2 separate regions of the Homo sapiens genome follow, and region 1 is linked to region 2. Evidence: chromatin loops called from intact Hi-C (ENCODE). Cell type or tissue: PC-9. All regions are shown on one strand.

The links. Peaks named below come from ENCODE experiments on the same cell type or tissue, not always from the same donor. Only the 100,000 strongest peaks of a DNase experiment are listed, where the experiment ranks them.
Region 1: it touches region 2 in a loop (7-fold over the local background); 2 of 110 quality-filtered maps call a loop at or near these places.

Annotation. Positions count from the first base shown.
Region 1 is chr13:34,862,728-34,865,227 of GRCh38, forward strand. No RefSeq gene overlaps it. Among named protein-coding and RNA genes, the nearest start is that of NBEA, 78 kb to the right of the region's middle. In PC-9, no CTCF peak of the experiment used is centred here; a DNase peak (open chromatin) is centred at 1,124; H3K4me3 peaks cover 252 bases; H3K27ac peaks cover 2,297 bases.
Region 2 is chr13:34,358,026-34,360,525 of GRCh38, forward strand. All of the region lies in intron 1 of LINC02343 (long intergenic non-protein coding RNA 2343), which reads left to right. Among named protein-coding and RNA genes, the nearest start is that of LINC02343, 11 kb to the left of the region's middle. In PC-9, no CTCF peak of the experiment used is centred here; a DNase peak (open chromatin) is centred at 1,346; H3K27ac peaks cover 2,500 bases.

The DNA of each region.
Region 1 (2,500 bases), 500 kb after region 2:
TATATATATTTTTAATCACATGTGTCAGTAGGCTCTCAAAAAATCCTCTTAAGAGAAGTACAATGGAATGGTTAAGAGAAATGGTTCTCAACCTATGTTGCACTACAACATATTCGATATTAACTATTCACATCACATTCCTGTGGGTCTAGGGTCTGAGCCCGATGCCAAATACAATGAGACTTTGTGGGAGCCTATAAGCAGAGTCTGCATCTGGGAGACTGGCCAGAGGCCAGATTCTCGAGATTTTAAAACATGGCTCCAAATTCTTTGGCACTTCTGTCCAGAGGTGGGGTCTTTGTCTCTACCTCATGAATTTGGGCAGGCTTGTAACTGCTTCAACAAGAGAATAGAGTGAAAGTGATGCTGGGTGACTTCTGAGGCTAGGTTGGAAAAGGCCATGCAATTTCCACCTGCTTCTCAAATTCTTGCTCTCTGGATGCTTCCTTTCGAGAAACTCCCTTTGGGATCCCAGGTGCCATGTTATGAGAAGCCTAAGCCGCATAGAGATCATGCACAGGTGTTCTGCTTGACAGCCCTAGCTGACCCCTCCTTTTAAGTCACCCTATAATGCATATGTGTGAGTGAAGATGCTTCTAGATCATTGGCTCTCAAATTTTAGCATGCATCAAAGTCAGCTGGAGGGCTCATTAAAACATAGATGACTGAGCCCCACTGTTAGAGTTTCTGATTCAGTAGATCTGTGGTGGGACTGGACAATTTGCCTTTCTAAGTTTCCAGGTGATTTGGAGACCACAGTTTGAGAACCACCACTCTACCTGATTCTAACCACCAACCATTGGTGAGACTCTAACATTGTGGAGCATAGATAAACCCTCTCTGCTCTGCTCTCTCTCTCTGGATTCCTAGTGTACAAAATTCAGGAATTATTCCACCTTTTCCACATTAAGAAGATACATTAGAATGAAGTAAAATGACATAGGAAAATTTCAATACATTCTAAGGATCTTTAAAGTATGAGATCATAAACTTTCATGCTGTAATGATTAGCTTTAATTATTCAAGTGATGTGACATATCTCACAAGTGATTACAAAACATCACTGCTTAGTCACCACATCTGGGGGCCTCTCCTGTGTGAATCACTCAGAGCTGGTTTTGAATTTCACCTTTGCTACTTAAAGGTTAACACAGCAATTAGTAAGGCACGGAAGAGGCTTTTGGAGTTTGTGTGCCTGTGTTTAAATCCAGTTCTACCACCTTCTAGCTGTGTGTGACCTAGAGTAACATACTTAACCTTCCTAAGCCTCTGTTTCTCCATTCCTAAAATGGCCTGAGACGATTAGTGTGGTTATTAAATGAGATAATGCCCTTAAAACAGCGCTGGCGCTGAGAAGTCACTCCAGAAATATCTTATGAAATGGTATGTGTCCTTGGACAGGTTGTGTTTTTACCTCTCTGGGAATTAGAATTTATCTAAAAAACCAGGATAATAATATCTATCACATGGGGTGATTAAGATTAAATAATAAGCAAACAAGTGCTTAATAAATGGCAGCTATTATTAATATTTTTATTACTGTGAAACAGTTGCACTTTCTAGTATGGAAAGCACAAGTCAGCAAGTTTTACTCCCATAAAATAAAGCTTTCATGTAGCGGACAGGATAGCAAAAGTGTCTTAGCCTGTCACTGATCAAACAGTAAAAGAGTAAGTGATATTTAAAGTTCGATGATAGAATCAAAGGGACTTCCGGCCAGGAGAAGTGGCTCACGGCTGTAATCCCAGCATTTTAAGAGGCCGAGGCGGGTGGATCACCTGAGGTCAAGAGTTTGAGACCAGCCTGACTAACACAGCGAAACCCCGTCTCTACTAAAAATACAAAAATTAGTTGGGCATTATGGCAGATGCCTGTAATCCCAGCTACTTGGGAGGCTGAGATGGGAGAATAACTTGAACCCAGGAGGCAGAGGTTGCACTGAGCCGAGATCATGCCTTTGCACTCCAGCCTAGGTGACAAGAGGGAAACTCTGTATCAAAAAAAAAAAAAAAAGAATCAAAAGGACTTCTAATAGTCTGTTCACATAGGCTCTGAAGTAGGAGTAAGAACTGCACTAAATCATTATGGATCCTGGCAACTGTCCTGGTAGTGTCAGGTCCAAGCAGCTGTGAACCAAGCAGCATTTACCTTTGTTGCTTCCCAGCCTGCAGCATTTGCTCCTCTTTCTGCCCTTTGTCCCCAAGTACAGGTTTCAGGCACCATTCCTATTGGGCTCTGTGCTAATGGGTTATTAGATCCTTTGCAATATTAATCAGTAATGAATATGATAGCTAAGAACTGTGATATGATAGTTTTCACTAATGAAGAGGGAATAAAAAACAAAGAGCCCTCAGGGCCTATATCTATACCACTGTAAAGATGAGTGAGAAGATTGCCATTTTGAAGCCAGAATTTTTCAGTTTAGTTAAAGCATCTTTCATAGGAAGCTACTTTCTCCCTTGCCTGGCCTATTACAAATTTCACAAGGTATAGATGGCTT
Region 2 (2,500 bases):
CCATCCCTGATGCTCAAACTCTGGTCGGTGGACCACCAGCCTTGAGACCATGAGAGCTTGATGGAAACACAAAAATGCAGGCCCCACCCAGACCTGCTGAATCAGAATGTGCATCTTGTAAGATCCCCAAGTGATTCATATGCACTTTGCACACTTTGCATTTGAGAAGCAGCTGCTCTAAATGATCTTCTGATATAAACGGGGCAGTCATTATTGCCTCAGGAATTGAAGCAGAAATACAAACCCACCCCCACCCTGCCCCAAATTACCTTTCTCACTAGTATCAGAACATCAGTTAGAGATTCACGCTTTTAGATCATCGATCCTCTTCTTTTGTCTAAACAGGTCTATTTTTTATTAAAATTCAAATATTCCCAGCCAGGCGCAGTGGTTCACGCCTGTAATCCTAGCACTTTGGGAAGCCAAGGCAGGCGGATCACCTGAGATGAGGAGTTCGAGACCAGCCTGGCCAACACGGAGAAACTCTGTCTCTACTAAAAATACAAAAATTAGCTGGTTGTGGTGGTGCACACCTGTACTCCCAGCTACTCAGGAGGCTGAGGCAGGAGAATCACTTGAACCTGGGAGGCAGAGGTTGCAGTGAGCCGAGATAGTGCCACTGCACTCCAGCCTGGGTGACAGAGCAGGACTCCATCTCAAAAAATAATAATAATAAAAAAATTCGTATGTTCCTTGTGAGGGAGAACATATGGGATCCCTCAGTAACAAGGTTAAAAAATTTTTTTATTGAGCTCATATTAGTTGCCACATATCCGAGATACTTGGGGTAAATGTATTTGGTGTAAACGAATTACTTTTCCCTGGAGACAAGAAAGCCAAGTGTTAAGAGAACAGCAGCCTTCTTTTTGGGGGAAAGGATTATTCAAGGGACAGAAGAGAGGGAACATCCAAGACAAACAAGTATGACCTTCCACTCCATCCTGAAGAAACTTGTCTCTCAGAGCTTTCCAAGTTGTGGAGATGATGATTCCATTTCCATTCAAAATCATCCTCTGTCATTTCAACTTAACGGGAAAAACCAATGGCATTTTGAAGACAAGATGTCTGGGTGCATGTTTATTTTTAGAAGGAGACAGACCACAGCACATTCATTCTGCAAGAAAGAAGCAAGTCCTGGCTCTGCATACTGAATCAGTGAGCAATACCTCAAAAGTGGAAAGATTAAACTCTCCAAAGAATGGGGGCAGTGGCCTCAGCTTATTTATTTTCTCCCAGGAAACAGCACAGCACTGGGTATGCCAGAACTGCAGAAGCAGCACCATAATAAACAAACTGTCTTCTCAAGCCTTCTGACTCTGTTTGGGTACCCATGAATGAATAGTATCTATTTCAATTCCTAAAATGTATGATTCATGATGACTTGTTTGTATTTGCCTTTCATTTTCACTGTAACTGAATGAGACCATCCTTCAGGTACTAAGGTAGAATCATCTTTGTGACTTAATAATGGTAATAATCACAGAGACCAAGTCATTACTCTCTGCCAGGTATTGTGACACATGCTTTTGAAGTTGGGAGACAATGCTCCATGGGTCACTCACATTGTTGCAAGTGATTCCAGCAGAGGCATTGACTGTCTTTATTCTGGATTATTTTTTTCAAAATGTTTGTACACCAAACAGCTTTGTGAGATTGATACAGTGTCTCCCTCCAGAGCTAGGAGTGTATATGCTTACTGTCCAGTACAATAAACATAATATCTCACTCTGGAGGAATGGACAGTATGGTTACCACCTGTTACAAAATATTCAGTTTTCCTAAGTTCAGCATTCTTCTGTAACAGAGCCCATCATGTGGACAGGTATTTCTTGGCCTTTTTGTGTTGCCCTGCGGGAACTGGGACTTGGGGACTAGTACAAGAGAATGCTCATACTCTGGCTTCTGCTTTTGCTGTGAATAACAAAGTCCTTTGTCTCTGATCCAAGAGTCTCATGCCTTCTGCCAGTGTCCTGTAACTGTGGCAGGCTAACTTATGAGGTTGCAAGTGGGATTAAAATCTCAGATCCTTCCTACTTCTTGATAAAAGCAATAACTCATTTTATCCTCTGAAAAACCTTAGGAAAGTACTATCATTTTCACAACGTGGATTCACAGATGTTATCACTAAACTATATTGACGTGTCCACAGGGGGTCATAGGACTGAAATTCCATCCAGAGGGAGACCTTAGTTTCTATGAAGTATTGTCCTTTTATACATTTTATACACTTTTTAAAATTGAAAATACTTCTGGGATGGGGATTCTTTTTTTTTTTTTTTTTTTGAGACGGAGTCTTGCCTTGTCGCCCAGGCTGGAGTGCAGTGGCACGATCTTGGCTCACTGCAAGCTCCACCTCCCAGGTTCACACCTTTCTCCTGCCTCAGCCTCCCCAGTAGCTGGGACTACAGGCACCCGCCACCACACCTGGCTAATTTTTTGTATTTTTATAGAGATGGGGTTTCACCCTGTTAGCCAGGATGGTCTCTATCTCCTGACCTTG